Regions from separate parts of the Homo sapiens genome. Here region 1 is linked to region 2. A link is a loop called in an ENCODE intact Hi-C map of the cell type or tissue named here. Cell type or tissue: ascending aorta. All regions are shown on one strand. Each heading gives the region's core, and the rest is flanking DNA. Links, peaks and the distances in the headings are about the cores only.

Region 1 (11,959 bases), core at 2,463-10,462, 49 kb after region 2:
ATGAATGTTCTCCATGCTATTAGAAGTAGAGTCCTCAGCATTTTTGGATCAATCATATTAAGCAGCCAACTCCAGAAACCCCCAAACCAACAAAAGAACTCCATCCTTAACATTCTGTTCCTCTGGAACCACTCCTGGTACCAGAGTCTGTGTTAGTCTGGGGTCAGAGTTTTCTTAGAGGAACAGAACTAATAGGATATATATGTATGTTTATAAAAAGAGGAATTTAGTAAGTATTGACTTACACAATCACAGGGTCCCACAAAAGGCTGTCTGCAAGCTGAGGAGCGAGGAAAGCCAGTCCAAGTCCCAAAACTGAAGAACGTGGAGTCCGATGTTCGAGGGCAGAAAGTATCCAGCACAGGAGAAAGATGTAGACTGGGAGGCTAGGCCCCTCTTGCCTCTTCATATTTTTCTGCCTGCTTTATGTTCGCTGGTGGCTGATTAGATGGTGCCCACCCAATTAAGGGTGTGTCTGCCTTCCCCAGCCCACTGACTCAAATGTTAATCTCCTTTGGCAACACCCTCACAGACACACCCAGGATCAATGTTGCATCCTTTATTCCAATCAAGTTGATGCTCAGTGTTAACCATCACACTAATAAAAGTGTAATTCTTGCTGACCAAACTGAGCTGTGGGCTAAGATGGGAGTGGAAACAGCTCTAGACAAAAGGGCCATAGACTCTTCCTGGTCTTAACCAAAGCTCAAGCAGATTTCGAGAATGCAAAGCTTCTCAACTTGTGTTCTACAGTTTGTTGATGTCCAGTGCTTTGGAATGGCTGATCATAACAGTTTTGTACAATTTAATATGTTTTTTTTTTTTTTTTTTTTGAGAAGGAGTCTCACTCTGTCACCCAGGCTGGAGTGCAGTGGCGCGATCTCTGCTCACTGCAACCTCCACCTCCTGGGTTCAAGCGATTCTCCTGCCTCAGCCTCCCGAGCAGCTGGGATTACAGGTGCCCACCACCATGCTTGGCTAATATTTTGTATTTTTAGTAGAGAGGAGGTTTCACCATGTTAACCAGGATGGTCTCGATCTTCTGACTTTGTGATCTGCCTACGTCAGCCTCCCAAAGTGCTGGGATTACAGGTGTGAGCCATTGCGCCCGGCCCATATTTACTTTTTTATGGAGAAGATTCAACAGCTTCTTTATGACATCTATTATTAAACTCTCTCAGTGCGTGTCTTTCTTTGACATAATTTGCTCTTGTCGCTATTTTTCTTCTAACAGACTGATTAAATTGGATTTAACTTTATTATAGTTATTAGATATTTCTAAATGGAATTAAATTTATTTATTTATTTATTTATTTATTTATTTATTTATTTTTGGCCTTAATGTTAACAGCCAGAGTGTGATTTATTTTTTACTTATTTATTTAAAAGTTTTTAAATTTAATTTTTGTTTTTTGAGACAAATTTTCTGTCACCCAGGCTGGAGTACAGTGGTGCAATCTCGGCTCACTGCAACCTCCACCTCCCAGGTTCCAGTGATTCTCATGCCTCAGCCTCCTAACTGGGACCACAAGTATGTGATACCACGCCCAGCTAATTTTTGTGTTTTTAGTAGAAATGGGGTTTCACCGTGTTGGCCAGGCTGGTCTCGAACTCCTGGCCTCAAGTGATCCAGCTGCCTCAGGCTCTCAAATTGTTGGGGTTACAGGCATGAGCCTCTGTACCCTATTTATTTTTTATTTTTATTTTTAAAAATTTTTTGAGACAGGGTCTCACTCTGTCACCCAGGCTGGAGTACAGTGGTGCCATCACAATCATGGCTCACTGCAGTCTTAAACTCCCGGGTTCAAGCGATTGTGACACTTCAGCTTCCTGAGTAGCTAGGACTATAAGTGTATGCCACCGTACCCAGCTAATTTTTTTTTAGTTTTTGTAGAGGCAGGGTCTCAGTATGTTGCCTAGCTGGTCTTGAATTCCTAGTCTCAAGTAATCCTCCCACTTCAGCCTCTGAAAGTGCTGGGATTACAGGTGTGAACCACCACGCCTGGCTCAGAGTGTGATTTTTTTTTTCTTTTTTTTTTCTTTTTGAGACTAGAGTCTTGCTCTGTCACCCAGGCTAGAGTGCAGTGATGCAATCGTGGCTCCACACCTGGAGTTGTGGTGGCTATTCACAGACGTGATCATTGCACACTATAGCTTGGAACTCCTAGTTACAATCTCCCTGCCCCAGCCTCCTGAAAGGCTAGAACTACAGGTGCATGCCACCACATCTGGGTCACACGTATCTTTTGACATTTTTTGAGACCTAAATGAACTTCATCAAATTCCAAGTAGTATGATGACAGAGTCGCATGAACCTGGGAGGTGGAGGTTCCGGTGAGCTGAGATGGTGCCGTTGCACTCCAGCCTGGGCAACAAGAGTGAAACTCTGTCTGAAAAAAATAAAAAATAAAAAGATATGATTTAGGAACTCATTAGTATAGTCACAGGAAATTTAAATATCACATTTGCTTTAAGAAAAGTAAGCAGGCTGGGCGCAGGGGCTCACACCTGTAATCCTGGCACTTTGGGAGGCCGAGGTGGGTGGATCACTTTGAGGTCAGGAGTTCGAGACCAGCCTAACCAACATGGTGGCACCCTGTCTCTACTAAAAATGCAAAAATTAGCTGGGTGTGGCGGTGCGTACCTGTAATCCCAGCTACTAGAGAGGCTGAGGCAGGAGGATCACTTGAACCTGGGAGGTGGAGGTTGCAGTGAGGCAAGACTCTGCCTCAAAAAGAAAAGAAATCAGAGAAACAGCTCTTTTCTACTACATTTTTGTATAATGGTACTACCTAGAATTTGAAAAGATAATCATTTAAAATTATTGATGAGGAATTAAGGTTGTTATTTCAAATAGGAAAACTCATAAAATTAGGCACATGGAAGAAGGCTTAAATTTATTTGAAATTTTTAGATTTTATTTGGAAGTCTATATAAATATAATTGATTATTTAATATCTTTCCAAATCTTGGTATTGTATTTTTTTCTTAGATAATATAAAGAATATGTAATGAATGTTTTCACTAAGCTCCATATAGGTAGAGACAAACTATCTCCAGCATTCCCAGTACTGAACACATACTATCTTTTTTTTCTAGACACTTGCCTAGAAGATGTAGATCTTGCCCCTGGCCTTAATTATCCTGTCTGTACTTATTTGGGTATCGGATCTTGATTCTTAAGCCTCTGTGCCACCACTCTAATATATAGCAACACCCTTTGCTTGTTGGATTTGGGAATTGGGGGTACGATGACTTCTGATTTTTCAGGGTCTGGAAGTATTTGCTTTGTACATGTTTTGTAATCATGGTAGCCTCACAGCATGTAAGTGGGAGGAGAGGAGTGTGTGGGAACAAAGATGAAGATAAAATAAGAAGGAAGGAAGATAGGACCATATTCCTTGCTTTAATTCTATTTCTTTTTCCTAAGTACATTTGTTGGAGAGAGGTAGACGGTGGATAACAGCTTGAAAGGAAAGCCTGAAAATTAAGTGGCTTGAATCATAGTATATTTTTACTTTTTCAAGTTTGGGTTGGAGAAAGACTGTGTATTAGTTGAGATTCTTCCATTGTAAACAACAGAAATAGATTGGCTAAATTAGGCAAAAGAAAGATGAAGGCCGCTCACTTAGACTTGAAGTAGTCAACCAGGGCAACTAAATAGCTGTCACTCATGGACTTTTCTTCCAGCGTGTAGTCAATAAATGATCCTTTCCAACTGTCTTCTTCTTGACTTCTGATTGACCCAACTCTAGTCATGTCCCAAACCCTATAGGGGTAGGGATTGGTTTGTATTAGGGGAGATAGGAAGAATAGATTTCTGGACAAACACAAGTAGTGGCCATTACATTGTGCAACTAAGGATCTGTTTGACTTGTATTTACCTTGTCAACAACATAGCTTATATGTCAACTTATCCTATGGAGTCTCTTGGAGTTTCTGTTAGACTTTTTGAAAGCAGGCGTAGTACCTTGCACACTTTATTTCCTATTATGCCCTGCATTTGAATGGTGCCCAATTTATTGCAGGCCTTTGGCTCTTTTTTTTTTTTTTTTTTTTTTTTTTGATGGGGGAGTCGGAGACTTCCTCTGTCGCCCATGCTGGAGTGCAGTGGCGCAACCTCGGTTCACTGTAGCCTCCATCTCCCGGGTTCAAGCGATTCTCGTACCTCAGCCTCACAAGTAGCTGGGATTATAGGTGTCCACCACCATGCCTTGCTAATTTTTGCATTTTTAGTAGAGATGGGGTTTCACCATGTTGGCCAGGCTGGTCTTGAACTCCTGGTCTCAAGTGATCCTCCTGCCTCGGCCTCCCAAAGTGCTGGGATTACAGGTGTGAGCCACTGCACCTGGCCCCTTTGGCTCTTTTTACTACATTATTTCTGTATTTTCTAGGCTATTCACCTATGGTTTGCTTATAGATTTACTTTTTTTTTTTTTTTAAACTTTATTTTAGGTTCAAGGGTATATGTGAAGGTTTGTTGCATAGGTAAACACATGTCACAAGGGTTTGTTGTACAGATTATTTCAATTAAGTCTAGTACCCAATAGTTATCTTTTCTGCTCCTTTCCCTCCTCCCACCCTCCACCCTCCAGGAGACCCCAGTGTCTGCAGTTTCTTTGTATTCGTAAGTTATCATTTAGCTTCCACTTACAAGTAAGAACATGTGGTATTTGGTTTTCTGTTCCTGCGTCAGTTTGCTGCGGATAATATCCTCCTGCTTCCCATCTATGTTCCCACAAAGGACATGATCTCGTTCTTTTTTATGGCTGCCAGTAGATTTACTTAACTGCAGATTATGTAATTAAGAAGCTGGTAGTCTGTAAAAATGGTAATATACGTGACTACAGAGAGGGACCATCTCCCTTAGCTAATTGAGGGAAACGTGTCTTTTTTTTTTTATGCTGGCAGGGCTAAGTAGTTTGGTTGACAGGACTATCCACAAGTGATTCATGAAGAAGCAGGTACTCACTCCAAGATAAGATCCATACTCACAGTCTTTGGTCAAGAAAGTTGATTTCATTTGTCCGATAGTAATGTAACTATGTAAAGACCTGATTTGAATCTTACTGGCTATAGCTTTGGATATGTTGATTGTGGGGTTTTTTTACACCTCACTTTTCTTATAAATAGAAAGGACACAATTGCAATTGCTTTGTCCTGCCACCACCACCTCCCTCCACCCCCAGAAATGTGAGAAAAGAGTAACTAGCGGTGAGTTACCTTGGGTCAGACTGTCCATTTCTTAGCTTTATTTTTCTCATCTTTCAAATGAGGGAGCCTCTTCTAGCTGTAAAATCTTAGATTTTGATTCTTTTGTTTGTTTCAAACAATTGACAAGAGTTTCTAGAAATGTTTTTCCTTTTGCAGTGCTCGTTACATGAAAGATCTTTTTCCTCTTCACCAGGCAGTTGCAGTGGTGCAGAATGGCTGACCTCAGTCTTGCAGATGCATTAACAGAACCATCTCCAGACATTGAGGGAGAGATAAAGCGGGACTTCATTGCCACACTAGAGGCAGAGGCCTTTGATGATGTTGTGGGAGAAACTGTTGGAAAAACAGACTATATTCCTCTCCTGGATGTTGATGAGAAAACCGGGAACTCAGAGTCAAAGAAGAAACCGTGCTCAGAAACTAGCCAGATTGAAGGTAAGTATTTAAACCAGACTGCTTATATATGTTCAGAAAGCAGGTTAGGGATTATGCCTTTGGTATAATCTTGGAAACTGAGAATTGAGCTGAGTTTTTTTAGTGTAGGCTAGTAACTTTATGTTTCTTTGTTAGATACCGAGGAGGTAGACTTACCACCCTTTGAGTGAGCGTTCATGAGTCTGTGGATGACTTTTAACCCTAATGTTTCTTCTCTAATGTTTCAACAACCATATAATCTTCTTCTTAATTTCCTAAATTAAACTGTCTACTGTGCCTTTTCTCTGAAAGTAGCTTTGAAAAGTTAAATAAAATTCTGCGGTTATATCAGAACTTCATTTAGACTGGAATCAGATGCCATTTGTTGTCTTTGGAGTCATCCCACCTCAGGATTAAAGCATAATTAAAGCCTTTAAGAGAAATTTGCCATTTTCCTGGATCAGATGTGCTAATAATTGGCTGAGTATTTTTGTATCTGTGTTCATGAGGGAATTGGTCTGTAGTTTTCTCATAATGTCTTCTGTCCAGTTTTAGAATTGAGGTCACGCCGACTTCATAAAATGAATTGGGAAGTGTTCCCTTCTTTCTCTTTTCTAGAATAGTTTGCATAGAATTGATATTTTTTCTTCTTTTCAGTGTTTGATAGAATTCATCAATAAAGCTATCTGGGCCTGGAATTTTCTGTCGGATTTTTAAACTAGGAATTTAGTTTCTTTCAGAGATCATAGAACTATTCCAGTTATCTGTTTCTTAAGTTAGCTTTGGTAGTTTGTATCTTTCAAGGAATTCCTTGGTCCCTTTCCTGGCATAAATGTTGCAGATTAATGGAGATATGCTTTTAATGTCTGTAGGATCTATTATGTCCCCTTTTTCATTTCTTATACTAGTAATTTGTGATGTTTCTTTCTTTCTTTCTTTCTTTCTTTCTTTGATAAGTCTAGGTAGAGGTTTATCAATTGTATTGAAAGATCCAGCTTTTGGTTTCATTAATTTTTTTCTATTGTCTTTCTGTTTTTAATTTCTTCTCATATCTTTGTTTTTTCCTTTCTTCTGTTTACTTAAGTTGATTTATTCTTTTTCTGGTTTCTTAAGGTGACAGCTTAAATCAGGTTTTGATCTGAGACATTTCTTTTCTAATGTAATTACTTAATGTTATAAATTACCCTCTAATCACCATTTTAGCTGTGTCCCATGGATTTTGATATGTTGTATTTTTATTTTCATTCATTTAAAAATATTTAAAAATATTTCCTTTGTGAATTCCTCTTTGTGTCTGCCTTTAAGATTTTATCTTTTTTTTTTTTTTTTTTTAGCAGTTTAAATATGTTGTGTTTAGATGATATTTTGGAAGTTTTCTTCTTGGGCTTTTCTGAGCTTCTTGATCTGTGCTTTTGAAGTGGTTAAGTCAGCTGGGAAATTTTTGGCCATTATCTTTTAAAATATTTCTTCTGCCCCATTCTTTTTCTTTTCTCCTGGGATTCCAATTATATTTTTGTTAAATTGTTGGATAGTGTCCTGTATCTCTTGGATGCATTGTTGGTTTTTTTCTCTCTTTATTTCTGTTTGTGTTTTACTTTGGGTACTTTCTTTTGACCTATCTTCCAATTCCCTGATCTTTTCATAGTTGTGTTGAATCTAATGATGAGCTTTCAGTGGCATTATCTACTTTAGCATTTTTTATGTTTTTAATTTCTAGCATTTCTGTTTGCCTCTCTTATAAGCTTCCTTATTTCTGTCAAAATTTCCCATCTGTTCACCTATGTTTTCCACCTTTTCTACTGTAGACTTTAACATATTAATCATAGTTGTTTTAAATCTCTGTGTGATAATTTGAAAATCTGGGTCATCTCTCAGTCTGATTGCTCTGTGTGTGTGTGTGTGTGTGTGTGTGTGTGTGTGTCTTAGTTTTTGATTGAATGCTGGATCTCACATGTAAAATAGTAGGCTGAGGCCAAAAGGTGTTATGGTTGGAAATAGGCATGTCTCTTGGGTTTAGTCATTTTAACAGGAGCTGAGCTAGTTTTGGGTTTTGTCATTACCGTAATTGCCTTCAGTGTACTACTGTCTTCAATCCCTTTAATTCTATGCTTAGAGTGGGGACTGAGGCCCTGGAAGGTATTTCTTTAATGTGCTTGCTCCACTCTTTCAGCCTTCCCTGTGTACCCGTGCCTCAGAGGGGTCCTTGTCCATGCTCTTTTCTCTCTTATCGGAAGAGTTCTAGCCAGGTGGCAGGCAGAGTTTGTTTTTTTATTGTCCCATTTTGTGCTTAATCCTGTGCTTAATCTCACGGTTTGGGTCTTTCTCAACGTTATTATCCTTTTCACAGTAGTAGCGTCTTCTCATGGTATTGGTGTAGGATCCTGGATGAGGAGTTTTTCTTGCTCCTCTCTCAGGTTTATAAAGTATGTTTCTATTACTCTTTCCCTAGCTACAGCCGGTCTTCTTGTGTGCTCTGGGGTTGACAGGGTTTGTACTCCTTCCCCAGGAGAGAAAGATCCCAGTGGGAGGGGTTCATGCTTTTCCCTTAATGGTGGTGGCCTTCTCCAGGTCTGTACCATGGAGGGAGGCTCTGTCTGGTCCCTCACCCTGCTTCCAATCTTTCCTGTGAGCATGCGGCAGACATCTGTGAAGACAATCCTGCAAATGAGTGTGAATTCCCTTTGTGTCTGTGGATTTGAGGGGCCCCATAGTCTCATGCTAGCCTTCATTTACCTTTGACAAATCACTACAATTTTTACTTGAATTTTTCTTACCTGCTTGTAGGGTACCCAATGTCTCTTCTGCACATGCTCTGATACAGGAGAGCTGGTGTTCACCTCCCATATTTCCTGGAGGGGCTTGTTTTTCTTTGGATTTCATACTACTAGGTGGCTTTCCAATTAATTCAAGTTTTTTGTAGTTGATATGGCTGTTTCTTGTTGTTAGGGTGGGAGTGACGTTGCTTTTGGCTTTCTACAGCCAAGTGGAAGAAGAAAACCTGCTTCCTTAATATATGTTTAATTTGTGTGTTGGGGAGGGGGGGCAGACCACAACTCATTTAAAAAAGTACCGAGAGTTCTAATTATATCCATATAAATATTTACTCCAGACCAGGTGCAGTGGCTCACGCCTGTAATCCCAGCACTTTGGGAGACCAAGGCAGGTGGCTCACCTGAGGTCAGGAGTTTGAGACCAGCCTGGCCAACATGGTGAAACCATACCTCTACTAAAAATACAAAAATTAGCCAGGGGTAATGGTGTGCACCTGTAATCCCAGGTACTCAGGAGGCTGAGGTACAAGAATCACTTGAACCTGGGAGGCGGAGGTGGCAGTGAGTGGAGAGCGTGCCACTGCACTCCAGCCTGGGCGAGAGAACGAGACTCTGTCTCAAAAAAAAAAAAAAAAAAGAAAAGAAAAAAAGTTGCTATCATTGCTTACAAAAGTATCTTGATGTTGCAAAAGCTTATGTTGAGAAGTAAAGTTCATATTTTATTTTTATCCTTTAATTCAATTTTCCAGAAACTCATACATTTTTTGAACAGGCTAAAAAATACACATGTACAAAATCCAATTGGTCCAAAGGGATGTACGGTAAAACAAATTCTCCCAATCCCTACACCCTAGCCAGACAGTTCTCCTTCCTGGAGTAACCACTCGCCAATTTCTGGAGTAGTCTTTCTGAGTTAATGAACTTTTTTTTTTTTTTTTTGAGATGGAGTCCCGCTCTATTGCACAGGCTGGAGTGCAGTGGCACGATCTCTGCTCACTGCATCCTCCGCCTCCCAGGTTCAAGCGATCCTCCTGCCTCAACACCCCAGTAGCTGGGATTACAGGCCTGCACCACCATGCCTGGCTAATTTTTGTATTTTTAGTAGAGATGGGGTTTCGCCCTGTTGGCCAGGCTGGTCTCAAACTCCTGACCTCAGGTGATCCACTTGCCTTGGCCTCCCAAAGTGCTGGGATTACAGGCATGAGCCACCATTTACATATCAAAAGTAGCAGGGAGGATTTAATTTTTTATAAATAAAATAATGTCTTAAAAACTTTCCTCCTCTTGGGCCAAGTTAATGTTACATGGATCAAATAACTCAAGATGAAGCACAAGAAAATCTACTGCTACCACCTCACTGTCCTTATCCACCTAGGCTCATTCCCAGATGATGGAAACAATGCACAGTTAAAGGAAATTAGAAAACGAAAAGCAGCTAGCTTCTTTCACCTATGACTGATGAGGGTAAGTTAATATTAGGATGGGAAGAGCATCTCAACCATGACTAGTTGCTACCATATTTACATCTTATCATTCCTTTCTTCATACTAGGTTTTCTTTGTTTATGTTAGTCAGTCAAAGAACAAATGTCTCCACCGTGCATTATGGATTAAGAGAGAATAGATTTTCCCGTTTTCCATTAAGGAATCCAAATTTTTTGGAGTAAATATTTGTTTTTCTTTTGTGCTGGGATTATAGGTGTGAGCCACTGTGCCTGGCTTTTTTACATTATTAAATGAAGAAAAATGAAGAAATGAAGAAAAATGGATGCCCTTTAAAGTTTTTTTTGGTTTAAGTTTTTAATTTTTTGTTGCTACCAAAGATTTTTTTAAAGATTAGGAAACAAAAAAGAAGGAACCAAATCAGGACTGTTGTAAGGTGGTTGCCTAATGATTTCTCATCAAAACTGTCACAAATTATCTTTGTTGATGAAAGGAATGAACAGGAGCATTGTCCTGGTGGAGAAGGACTCTCTGATGAAGCTTTCCTGGCTGTTTTTCTGCTAAAGCATTGGCTGACTTTCTCAAAACACCCTCATAATAAGATGTTGTCATTCTTTGGCTCTCCAGAAAGTCAACAGACAAAGTGCTTTGAGCATCCTAAAAAACTCTTGTGTTTGCTCTTGACTGATCCACTTTTGCTTTGACTACAGCACTTACGCCTCTTGGTAGCCATTGCTTTGATTGTGCTTTGTCTTTAGGATTATACTGGTAAAACCATATTTCATCTCCTGTTACAATTCTTCAAAGAAATGCTTCAGGATCTTGATCCCACTTGTTTAAAATTTACATCGAAAGCTCTGCTCTTTGCAGCTCATCTGGATGCAACCATTTTGGCACCAGTTGAGTGGAAAGTTTGCTCAATTTTAATTTATCAGCCAAAATTGTATAAACTGAACCAATTGAGATGTCTGTGGTATTGGCTATTGTTTCTGCTAATTGTCAATCCTCTTCAATTAGATCATTCTTTTTTCCTCTCAAATTGATATTGGTGGTCTGCCACGGTGGGCTTCATCTTCAACATCATCTCCTCCTTTATTTTTTTTCTTTTTTTGAGACAGAGTCTTACTACATTGCCCAAATTAGAGTATAGTGACTATTTACAGGTGTAACCATAGCACACTACAGCCTTGAACTCCTGGGCTCAAGTGATCCTCCTGTCTCAGCCTTCCAAGTAGCTGGGACTATAGGTGCGGACCACTGCATCTGGCTGATGTCTTAAAACAAGTTATTCATGTGTAAACTACTGATTTGTTTGGGGCATTGTCCCCATAAACTTTACACAAAGCATCAGTGATTTCACCATTCTTTCATCCAAGCTTCACCATAAATTTACCATTTGCTTTTGCTTCAATTTTAGCAGAATTCATGTTGCTTTATTAGGGGCTCTTTTCAAACTGATGTTTTATCCTTTTTAGTGCTTCAAACTAGATCCTGTTCAGACGTGTTATAACAAGTTAGTATGAGCTTTTTTTTTTTTTTTTTAAGATGGAGTGTCTCTCTGTCACCCAGGCTGGAGTGCGGTGGCACAGTCTCGGCTCACTGCAACCTCTACCTCCTGTGTTCAAGAGATTCTCCTGCCTCAGCCTCCTGAGTAGCTGGGCTTATAGGCACATGCTACCATGCCCAGCTAATTTTTGTATTTTTAGTAGAGATGGGGTTTCGCCATATTGGTCAGGCTGGAGTATGAGTTATTTTGATACAAAAAAACTCCCTTGAAATCCATGAATAATTTTTTCATAGAATGCATTTTCCACGAACTTGTTGAAGATACCATGTTTAAAGTTTATAATTATAGCTGGGCGTGGTAGTGTGCGCCTGTAGTCCGAGCTACACAGGAAGCTGAGGTAGGAGGCAATCACTTGAGCCCCAGAGGTCGAGGCTGCAGTGAGCCATAAAAGCACCACTGTGCTGCAGCCTGGGTGACAGAGAGAGACCCCGTCTCTAAAAATAATAATAATAATAAAGTTTATAATTATGATAGGTTGTAAATTACTACATTTTTTCCATACCAGCTTCCTAAAAGTTGTAGAAGTCTTAACTTAAAGGAAGGGGTGATGG
Region 2 (11,959 bases), core at 2,585-10,584:
AGATTTTAAAGTTTAAAAATAAAAAAAATAAAAGTGTTCATGTGGCTTTACGAATGCTATTTTGATTAAAATTCTTGTTCATATTTTCCATAATATTATAAGAAGGGTCATTATACTTTTCAGAAGAACATTTGAGATAATAATGGCTTTCTTGTTTGTTCTTGGAGGAAATAGGAGATACTAGCAGTGTTGTTTCAATGAACCCTAGCATTAGTTTTCTGCTGGAACTTGCAAAACAGAAACCAGAACGACTTAAATCTTTTCCATAGTACAGTTTTTTCTAATTGCTATGTGGTATACTTGCAGATGTTCAGATTTATTGGGAAATTTAGATTTCATAGCTTAGGATTTTTGGTATTAGCTATTCAGATTGATGCATCAGGTCTAATTAAAAATTATACTCAAGTTTATTCTTGTACTTTATGTTGTCTTTTTCTTATGATGTGAGTAGCTGCAGTATAACTCAAAACCAGTAATTATAAAACCACTTAATGAATGAATGTAGATGTAAAAGCATATAATATTTGGAGTTGTTTTAGTTTCTGTTTCTTTAAAGGTGAAGGTACATATGTCATAATTTGGGAAGCTATCCTTTCAACTTAACATGGAGTTGAAATTGAAATGTGTTCTTAGACATAAATTTGAGATGTGTTATTGAACATATTTAACACGTTATCAGTTTCCATATTTTTCCAAGCAGTTAACCATTGGGTAGTGCACAGCAAGCTCATTTTCCTCTTAGCCGTTCTGTGCATCTTGTGGTTTGAGATGTTCATCACTGTCTGGCTGTGAACCCCAAATGTCCTCCTAGTGATCCTGGAAGGTATTTTAGAATAGTTTTGGCTTTCTGCTTTTGATTCTAATTTATGAGATCTGGAGTGGAGTCCAGAATCTGAATTTTAAAAAGAATAGCTCTATTGAGATACAATTTATAAAACATACAGTTCAGCCACTTAAAATGTACAGTTCAGTGGTTTTCAGTATTTTCACAGTTGTGCATCCATTACCACAATCAGTTTTAGAACATTTTCATTACTCAGGCAGGACGCGGTGGCTCACACCAGTAATCCCAGCACTTTGGGATGCTGAGGCGGGTAGATCACTTGAGGCCAGGAGTTCAAGACCAGCCCGACCGATATAGCGAAACCCTGTCTTTCCTAAGAATACAAAAAGTTAGCTGGGTGTGATAGTGCACGCCTATAATCCCAGCTACTCGGGAGGCTGAGGCACGAGAATAGCTTGAACCAGGACGTGGAGGTTGCAGTGAGCCAAGATCGCGCCACCGCACTCCAGCCTGGGCGACAGAGCGAGACTCTGTCTCAAAAAACAAAAACAAAAAAACCCACCCTGTTCTCCTTAGCTACTCTTCCACCTAATCCTTCCATTTCCCTGCACTCACAACTCCTAGATTTTTATGGTGTATGGCTCTCAGTTGGCGTAGGGGTAGAGTTGTGATTTTGCCCTTTAGGGGACATTTGACAGTGTCTGGAAACATTCTCATGGGTCACAACTGGGAAGGTGCTATTGGCATGCTATTAAACATCTTCCAGTTTAGAGGACAACCTCTCATAACAATTTTCTTGTCCAAAATTTCAGTAGTGAAGGTGTTAAGAAACTCTGGAAGAGAGTTAGACTAAACAAATTGCAAGATCAAATTTTTAGCCCTCACATTGGCAGTAGGATATTATCTTACATGGTCGATTTATAATTTATGTAAAATTGTTAAATGTATTGGGGTTATACAGATGATAGAAAAAAGAGTCTTAGGGACCTAAGGGACTCAGTTTAGTCTAGTCTGGAATAGTATGATGTCCTCGCTGGGAGCCATGAACCCTAGTCTAGAGCCTGGGATGTAGTTGTTGAATGAACATGATTATGTGGTGGTAGTTTGAACTAAAATGATTCTTAGTTATTTCATAATTGATGGATATCTAGATTGGTAGACTTCACATAGCTGTATAGACTATTCCCTCTTTTAATCCTCCTATCTTGCCAAAATCAATAACCATAAAAAAGAATGTGTAGAAGAGTCTGATTTTTATAGTTTATTTCAAAGAAATTTAAGAGTCTCAATGGTGCTATAAAGAAATTAAAGACTGGCTGTGGTTTGGTTGACTTGAAAAGGATATGTGGGTCTGAGTGTGTGTGTTTAATTTTTTAAATTTTCTTTTGTTTTTGTTTTCAGAGAGAGTCTTGCTCTGTCTCACTGCAGCCTCTGCCTCCCGGGTTCAAGCAGTTCTCCTGCCTCAGCCTCCTGGTAGCTGGGATTACAGGTGCACACCACCACACCCAGCTAATTTTTGTATTTTTAGTAGAGACGGGGTTTTGCCATGTTGCCCAGGCTGGTCTTGAACTCCTGACCTCAGATGATCCATCCACCTTGGCCTCCCAAAGTGCTGGGATTACAGGCATGAGCCACCACAGCCAGCCTAAGTGTGTGTGTGTGTGTGTGTGTGTGTGTGTGTGTGGAAATTGAATGGTTTTCAAAGGTGATTTGATTAGCATTTGCATAGACTGTGAATCCAAGATGTTTGTGTTCCCTTCCCTCATTCTTCCATTCTTTTCTCTGTTTGTCAATTTTTGTACCGCGATATATGAGGGATTAAAGAAAAATCTTTTAGAATAGTTTTGGCTTTCTGCCTTTTTTTTTTTTTTGAGATGGAGTTTCACTCTTGTTGCCCAGGCTGGAGTGCAATGGCGCGATCTCAGCTCACCGCAACCTCTGCCTCCTGGGTTCAAGCGATTCTCTTGCCTCAGCCTCCCGAGTAGCTGGGATTACAGGCATGCGCCACCATGCCCAGCTAAGTTTTGTAGTTTCAGTAGAGATGGATTTCACCATGTTGGCCAGGATGGTCTCGATCTCTTGACCTGTGATCCGCCTGCCTCAGCCTCCCAAAGTGTTGGGATTACAGTTGTGGGCCACCGCGCACGTCCTCTATAGTTTTTTTTTTTTTTTAAGTTTATGATAAATTGAAACAACACTAAGAAAATCAGATAATACAGGAATATTAAATGAAAACCGAATCTTTCTGAGAAATGAAAAATAGTATCTCATTGTTTAATTTGTATTTCTTTTTAGATGAAAGAGGCTGAATTTTTTTTTCACATTTATTATTTGGATTTCTATGAAGAGTTTGTGTCCTGGACTCATTTTTCTGTTGGGTTGTTGATAGTTGTTCTGTTTGTTTGTGAGAGCACTTAGTATATTATAAAAATTAATCCATTGTGTAGTACATGTAACACAAATATTTTCTTCTACTCCGTTATTTGCCTTTTGACTTTACTATTTTTTTTTTTTTTTTGAGATGGAGTCTCGCTCTTTTGCCAGGCTGGAGTGCAGTAGTGTCATCTCGGCTCACTTCAATCTCTGGCTCCCGGGTTCAAGCGATTCTCCTGCCTCAACCTCCCGAGTAGCTGGGATTACAGGTGTGTGCCACCACGCCCAGCTACTTTTTGTATTTTTAGTAGAGACGGGGTTTCACCATGTTGGCCAGGCTGGTCTCAAACTCTTGACCTCCGGTGATCCACCCGCCTTGGCCTCCCAAATTGCTGGGATTACAGGTATGGGCCACTGCACCCGGCCAAAAATTTTTAATTTAATTTAATTAATTTATTTTTTTTCCCAGACGAAGTCTCACTCTGTTGCCCAAGCTGGAGTGCAGTGGTGCGATCTCGGCTCACTGCAACCTCCACCTCCTGGGTTCAAGCAATTCTACTACCTCAGCCTCCCGAGTAGCTGGGACTACAGGCACGCGCCACCATGCCCAGCTATTTTTTTGTGTGTGTGTTTTTAGTAGAGACAGGGTTTCACTATGTTGGCCAGGCTGGTCTCAAACTCCTGACGTCGCGATCCGCCTGCCTTGGCCTCCCAAAGTGCTGGGATTACAGGCATGAGCCACCACACCTGGCCTTAATTTAATTTTTACTAGTCAATTTTTTTAGTAGACCTGGTCTCACTCTGTTACCCTGGCTGGAGTGCAGTGGTGCCATCATTGCTCACTGCAACCTGAACTCCTGGGCTCAAGTGATCTTCCCACTTCATCCTCCCAAGTAGCTGGGTCTATAGGTATGCACTATCATGCCCGGCTGATTTTTGCATTTTTTGTAGAGACAGGGTACGGTTATGTTACTCAGACTGGTCTCAGACTCCTAGGCTCAAACGATCCTCCTGCCTTGGCCTCCCAAAGTGCTAGGATTACAGGTGCTGGATCCAGCTGGCAGTTTCTTTAAAAATTAAACATGTACTTACCATACTACCCAGAAATCACTCCTTTGGTTATTTACTCCAAATAAAATAAAATTTATGTTCACTTAAAAACTTGTACGTAACTGTTCATAGCAGACTTATTCAAAACAGCAAAATGTGAACCAATCCAAATGTTGTGTCAACAAGTGTAAAGCAAAACATATGACATCCATAGCATGGAATACTACTGAGTAATCAAAAGGAACAAGCAAGCTATAGATAACCTGCAACACCTTGAATAGACTACAAGGGTAATGTGCTTAGTGGAAAAGCTTATCTCAAGAGGTCACATATTATATAGTTCCATTTATATGACATTCTCAAAGTGACAAAACTGTAAAGATGAAGAATAGATTAGTGATTGCCAGGGGACAGGGGGGTAGTAGGTGGAGGGGCTATAAATACAGAGAGGTAGCAGAACAGTTCTGTATCTTGATTGCAGTTGTGGTTATAAAAATCTATACATGAGACAAAACTGCTTAGAAATACACACACAAATGCAGGTTAAAAAAAATAGTGAAAACTGAATAAGGTCTGTAGTCTAGTTAACAGTTATGTATCAGTGTCATAATGTTTGAGACCAGCCTGGGCAACATAGTGAGATCCTGTCTCTACAAAAAAATTTAAAAAATTAGCCCAGTGTGGCGGCATGCACCTGTGGTCTCAGCTACTCTGGAGGCTGAGGTGGGAGATCACTTGAGTCCTGGAGGTTGAGGATGCAGTGAGCCTTGGCGCTGCCACTGCACTCTAGCCTGAGTGACAGAGTGAAGACTTTGTCTCAAAAAAAAAAAAAAAAAAAAAAAAAAAAGATAATTGAGATCTGGATCTACCTGATGATAAAGTGTGTGTTCCTTGCACAGTACCATCCAGTCTTGCCTGGTAATTCCTTTCAGGCCTTTACTTGGTTCTTAAATACTAGATGTTGCCAAATAAGTGATGCTACTTTTACTAGGTGTGGTTAGGAGGCACAGCATCCAAAGCAAGGACATGAGATTGTAATACAAGGAAGGTGATGACTTGCTCCATTGTCTGTGGCTTTCTTATGTTGTAATGGGAGCTTATCAGTGTGCACCATGATCAGGTTACAGCATCAGGAGGAGCTCTACAACCTATTTTAGATTCACAGTTAATATTGTCTGCTTTTTTCTTTGTTCTTGTCATTTTCTTTTCTCTTTTGTACTTTCTCTTTCTCTCTCTCTTTTTAAAAGATGGGAGTCTAGATACATTGCCCAGTACAGTGGCTGTTCACAGGCATAATCATAGCTCATTGCAGCCTTGAACTCCTGGACTCAAGCAATCCTTTCTGTCTCAGCCTTCCAAGTAGATGGAACTATAGGCTGTGTGTCACTGTGCCAAACATCTCTCTCTGTCTCTTTATTTTTTAAGTGATAGAGAACCACAAATGTGTTTTTTAAAGAACCAGCATTTTTTCAAATACCAAATATTTGTGTAGCTGATGATGAGGCATCACTAGGAGTTTCCTTTTGTTGACAAATTCAAGAGAGACATCATTCCAAATGAAATTTTATTCCGAAAGTGAATTTTGTGAAAACCAGTGCTAAGAAAATAACAAAATGAACGAACACCAAAACACCCATGTGTTTACAAGGAAACAAGAAAACATGGAGTTAAAGTAAGTAATTGTGTCTACTTGACAGATGTTGGGTTTTCTTTCCCTCTTGGACTATTGTGTTTCCTCAATTTGTAGGTTTCATGTCATCTTTTTAAAATAGTAGCCGTCTTTTGACTCCTTATAAGTTATGTTGGGCCAGGCCACCTTACCACATGAATTCCCTCCCCACTTTGCTTGGTATTTGATACCCTGCTTTCAGCCACCATGGCTTCCTCCCCACCCCTAAACGAAGACTCTGATTTTGCTCTGCTTGCTCTACCCTACCTGATGGCTTTAGGCTAAATTGTTTATGCTGACCGGAGTCAGATTTTATTTTTAGAGAGATAATTCTGGTGACCATATGGAGAACTGGGTGAGAGACTGTCAGTGTTCAGTTGAGTCTAGTGCAGAATCTAGGTGAGGGGTTTGAACCAAAGTACATGGGGATGGATAAGGAAGACTAAGCACTCTACAGACGATGATGATAATATGATAAATTATATAGGTTATAATTTACTGAACACTTGCCATCCCTCATAACAACTTCATGATTGAAGGCCTTAACATTTTTATTTATTTATTTATTTATTTATTTATTTATTTATTTTTGAGACGGAGTCTCACTCTGTTGCCCAGGCTGGAGTGCAGTGGTGTGGTCTCGGCTTACTGCAAGCTCCGCCTCCTGGGTTCACGCCATTCTCCTGCCTCAGCCTCCCGAGTAGCTGGGACTACAGGCGCCTGCCACCACGCCCGGCTCATTTTTTGTATTTTTAGTAGAGACGGGGTTTAACCGTGTTAACCAGGATGGTCTCGATCTCCTGACCTCGTGATCCACCCGCCTCAGCCTCCCAAAGTGCTGGGATTACAGGCGTGAGCCACCGCGCCCGGCTAACATTTTTATTTTATAGATGAGTAAACAGTCATGGAGAGATTACATACCTTGCCCAAATTTACCTAGCTCAACAGAGGAAAAGAAAGGATAGGAATTCAGGTGGTCTGATTTTAGAACCTGTGCTTTTGACCATTATACTAGCTGGGGGCTTTATTTTTCTAACTGTTAGAAGTGTTCAACAATGAAAGAGCCACCCTGTGAAGTAATGTGGGCATCACTTGAAATGGTCAGGCAGGAAGTAGACGGGTCATTAATACTACATCAAGGGTCCACATACACACTGTGGCTAGATTACTGTGAAGAAGGCTTTTAAGTTCTGTGATTTTGTGATGTGATATACAGGGAGTTGTTGCTTTATGTGGTTCTCATATACACTTTCACTTACCATGGTTTGGTTAAATAATACCAATTCCCTAATAACATGGTTTAAATTTTACACAGCATATTAACTGTGAATAATCGTATAAAGTACAAAATTCGCTGCCAGCTCTTCTGTCACTACATAAGTAACAACTGTGCAAAGCATGGGTTTGTGTTACCTCCTTGTCTCCCAGTGATAAATCTATGTGATAGTTAAGAAAAATCGATAACCGATAGAGAGAATTGGCCGAAAAAGATGAAAGTTCAGGAAAAAACCAAAAAGTAACAACAGTGGAAGTGAAATTCAAATTGAACTCAAATGGAGTTATAGAAGAAATAGATCACTGAGGGAATGCTGATGCTCTCATTCAAAACACTCTGGATATGTAGCCGAAATAACTTAGTGAAGGTGAGCTTATCTACATAAGTGAAGAAAGTGGTTTGGTAAAAAAAAAAAAAAAAAAAAGAAGTGATGCAAGAAATTTTGTAGTGAAAGAACTCTCGAAGGTATTCTGTGATATTGAAATATGAAACATAAAGTATTTGATGCTATTCCAGACTCAGACAGGAGTGTGACAATTGGCTAAGGCATAGAAAAGATGTCTATTGCAGCCGGGCGCGGTGGCTTACGCCTGTAATCCCAGCACTTTGGGAGGCCGAGGCAGGCGGATCACAAGGTCAGGAGATCGAGACCATCCTGGCTAACAGGGTGAAACCCCGTCTCTATTGTATGATGAGAAGAATGTAAGCACTATTTAAACTACCCCTAATAAATTTTTTCAAAGAACTTAAACATTATAATTTTCAATATTTCTATGTTCTCTAGTGCAGTGGTCCTCAACCTTTTTAGCACTGATTTAGTGGAAGACAGTTTTTCCATGGAAGGGGACGCTGGGGGAGGGGATGTTTTCGGGATAAAACTCTTCCACCTCAGAAGATCATCAGGCATTGGATTCTCATAAAGAGTGCACAGTCTAGAGCCCTCGCATGCACAGTTCACAGTAGGGTTTGTGCTCTTATGAGAATCTAATGCCACGACTGATGTGACAGGAGGCAGAGATGCTCGCCTGCCCTTCGCTCACCTCCTGCTTTAGTGCATTAATGATTAGTTTTCCTGTTCTTTCAATTTTCCTATAATTATAACTGACAGAGTTTTTAATGTTTCAATGAAATTTTTTTTTTTTTTTTTTTTGAGACTGAGTCTCACTCTTGTCACCCAGGCTGGAACACAGTGGTGCGATCTCGGCTCACTGCAACCTCCGCCTCCTGGGTTCAAGCGATTCTCCTGCCTCAGGCTCCCTAGCAGCTGGGATTATAGGCATGCACCACCATGCCTGACTAATTTTTTGTATTTTTAGTAGAGATGGGTTTTCACCATGTTGTCCAGGCTGGTCTTGAACTCCTGACCTCAGGTGATTTGCCTGCCTCAGCTTCCCAAAGTGCTGGGATCTCAGGTGTGAGACACTGTGCCTGGCCTCAACAAAAAAAAAATTCTTTTTTTTGAGATAGGATCTTGCTCTGTTGCCCAGGCTGGAGTGCAGTAGTGTGATCTCGGCTCACTGCAACCTCTACCTCCTGGATTCAAGCAATTCTCCTGCCTCAGCCTCCCGAGTAGCTGGGATTACAGGTGCTCACCACCACCCCTGGGTAATATTTATTTTATTTTTTAAATTATTTTTTGAGATGGAGTCTCACTGTGTCACTTAGGCTGGAGTACAGTGGTGCAGTCTCAGCTCACGCAACCTCTGTAGTGAACCCGTCCTAGGTTCAAACAATTCTCCTGCCTCAGCCTCCCAAGTAGCTGGGATTACAGGCGTGTGCCACTACCCCTGGCTAATTTTTGTATTTTTAGTAGACATGAGGTTTCGCCATGTTGGCCAGGGTGGTCTCGAACTCCTGACCTCAAGTGATCTGCCCACCTCGGCCTCCCAGTGCTGGGATTACAGGCATGAGCCACTGTGCCTGGCCCAAAATTTTTTAAAAATTACAGAGTGGCGGCCGGGCACTGTGGCTTACGCCTGTAATCCCAGCACTTTGGGAGGCTGATGCGGGTGGATCACGAGGTCAGGAGATCGAGACCATCCTGGCTAACATGGTGAAACCCCGTCTCTACTAAAAATACAAAAAAATTAGCCGGGCGTGGTGGCGGGTGCCTGTAGTCCCAGCTACTCGGGAGGCTGAGGCAGGAGAATGGCATGAACCTGGGAGGTGGAGCTTACAGTGAACCGAGATTGCGCCACTGCACTCCAGCCTGGGCAACAGAGTGAGACTGTCTCAAAAAACAAAAACAAAAAAAAATTACAGAGCGGCTGGGTGCAGTGGCTCACGCCTGTACTCCCAGCACTTTGGGAGGCTTAGGTGGGCAGATCACGAGGTCAGGAGATCGAGACCATCCTGGCCAACATGGTGAAACCCCATCTCTACTAAAAATACAAACATTAGCTGGGTGTGGTGGCACGTGCCTGTAGTCCCAGCTACTCAGGAGGCTGAGGCAGGAGAATCGCTTGACCCCAGGAAGTGGAGATTGCAGTGAGCCAAGGTCGCGCCACTGCACCCTAGACTGGACACAGAGCGAGACTCCGTCTCAATTTTAAAAAAAAAAAGATTACAGAGCAATTGCAGTTTTTCTCATTAATTATTATGATCACTTTGCATGGTTTCAGCGTGCATTCTTACTTTTACGGTTTTGCACTATTGTGTAAAATGAAAGCTGCCTGTTTGTAAACTGTGGAAAGTTTAATTTTTCTTCTTAGTTTTTAGGGGTACCCCCTAACTAGCCTTTTCTTTGCAGAGTTTGTATATGCATCTCTAACAAAGTATGTTTCCTTTGACAAGTTTTGCTTTTAAAAAACTTGGACTGACTGAAAATAATATTTGTAGAAAATATTCTAAAAGTAATGCAAAAAGGAAATATCCTTAAAGCTAGTATTAAGAATAATCTCATAGGAAGGAAGTTTCATGTGTTTGGTGTTATCTCTCTTTTTGGTAACAGTTTTGTTGAGATATATTTTATATACCATACCATTCACCCACTTAAAGTGTAGAATTCAGGCCAGGCACAGTGGCTCATGCCTGTAATCACAGCACTTTGGAAGGCCGAGGCAGGTAGATCACTTGAGGCCAGGAGTTCGAGACCAGCCTGACCAACATGGCAAAACCCCGTCTCTACTAAACATACAAAAATTAGCCGGGCATGGCGACACGTGCCTGTAATCCCGGCTACTTGGGAGGCTGAGGCACAAGAATCGCTTGAACTCAGGAGGCGGAGGTTGCAGTGAGCCAAGATCATGCCATTGTACTCCAGCCTGGGTGACAGAGCAAGACTCCATCACAAAAAATAAATAAATAAATAAAATGTACAATTCATTGTTTTTTGGTATATTCACAGACATGTGCACCATTAGTGCAGTAAAGTCTAGAACATTTTCATGACCCCCAAAAGAAATCCCATGTTCTTTATCACTCCCTAATACAATAAACCCCAAGCCCCAGGCAACCATGAATCTACTTTCTGTATAAATTTACCTACTCTGGATATTTTATATACACAGATTAATATAGTAGGTGGTCTTTTGTGATGTTTTCAGGGTTCACCCATCTTGTAGCATGTATTAGGACTTTATTCCCTTTTATGGCTGAATAATATTCCATTGTATGTATGTACCTCATTTTATTTATCATTTATTTGTTGAGGAACATTTGGGTTATTTCTGCTTTCATATGGTAACTCTGTTTAATCTTTTGAGGAGCTCCCAGACTTTTTCAAGGTGGCTGCACCATTTTATGTTCTCATTAGCAGTATATGAGGGTTCCAGTTCTTGCCACATCTAAAACACTTGCCATTCATTACCTGTTTTTTTTTATTTTAGTCATGCTACTGGGTGTAGGATCTCATTGTGGTTTTGACTTTCATTTTTCTGGTGACTAATGTGTTTATTGGCCATTTGTATATTATCTTTGGAGAAATGTACAGATTCTTTGTTCATTTTTAAATTAATTTGCCTTTTTATTATTAAGTTGCCAGAGTTTTTGGTATTTTAGATACAGGTGTGTGTGGAAAAAACAAACTCCGTTTCTCCTACTGCTGATATTCTTATAGCACCCTACTGAAAGCAGATGTGTGGGGATTTCTCCCCACCAGCAGGCAAGCAAGCAGTCATTTCTGCAGCTGACAGCCACTCAATTCTGACATAATCAACCTGGAGATAGCATCAAGATTCCACAGGTTGAGGGCTCAGTTTCCAAGACTGCCTCTCCCCACACTTCACATGCCAGTTGTAAGCTCCCGCTTATTTTACCTGTGCTTCTGACTGACTGGCTATAAATTGGTGTTCCCATTTATAGCCATGGGCTTAACTTGCTAGAGCAGCTCGCACAACTCGAAAACACATGTTTACCAGTTTATTACAAAGGATATTTTAAAGGATACACATAAATAGCCAGCTGAAGAGATATATAAGACAAGGTCTGGAAAGGTCCTGAGAGCAGGAGCATCTCTCCTGGTGGAATTCGGGTGTGCTACCCTCCCAGGACTTTGTCTGTGCTTATACTAGTACCACATTGTCTTGACTATTATAGCTTTCTGTAGTATGTTATGAAAGTGGAAAGTATGTGTCCGTCAACCTTGTTTTTATTTCAGGGTTGTTTTAGCTATTCTGGGTCCCTTGAATTTCCATATGAATTTTAGGATTGATTGTCAATTTCTACAAAGAAGCTTGGTGTGATTTTCATGTATTTTTTTGGACACAGGGTCGCACCGCATCACCCAGACTGAGATGGGGTTTTGCCATGTTGCCCAGGCTGGTCTTGAACTCCTGGGCTCAAGTAATAATGCCCAGTTTGGCCTACC

The links. Peaks named below come from ENCODE experiments on the same cell type or tissue, not always from the same donor. Only the 100,000 strongest peaks of a DNase experiment are listed, where the experiment ranks them.
Region 1: a loop joins it to region 2, with 2.0 times the contacts of the local background. A loop is called at or near these places in 2 of 110 quality-filtered maps.

The regions. Positions count from the first base shown.
Region 1 is chr3:47,992,328-48,004,286 of GRCh38, reverse strand. MAP4 (microtubule associated protein 4) reads left to right here. Exons shown (of 21, transcript NM_001385682.1): 2 at 5,408-5,649. The coding sequence starts at 5,427. Among named protein-coding and RNA genes, the nearest start is that of MAP4, 18 kb to the left of the region's middle. In ascending aorta, for the core only: no CTCF peak of the experiment used is centred there; no DNase peak of the experiment used is centred there; H3K4me3 peaks cover 1,219 bases; H3K27ac peaks cover 6,411 bases.
Region 2 is chr3:48,041,602-48,053,560 of GRCh38, reverse strand. It overlaps a transcript of MAP4 not described here. Among named protein-coding and RNA genes, the nearest start is that of MAP4, 31 kb to the right of the region's middle. In ascending aorta, for the core only: no CTCF peak of the experiment used is centred there; no DNase peak of the experiment used is centred there.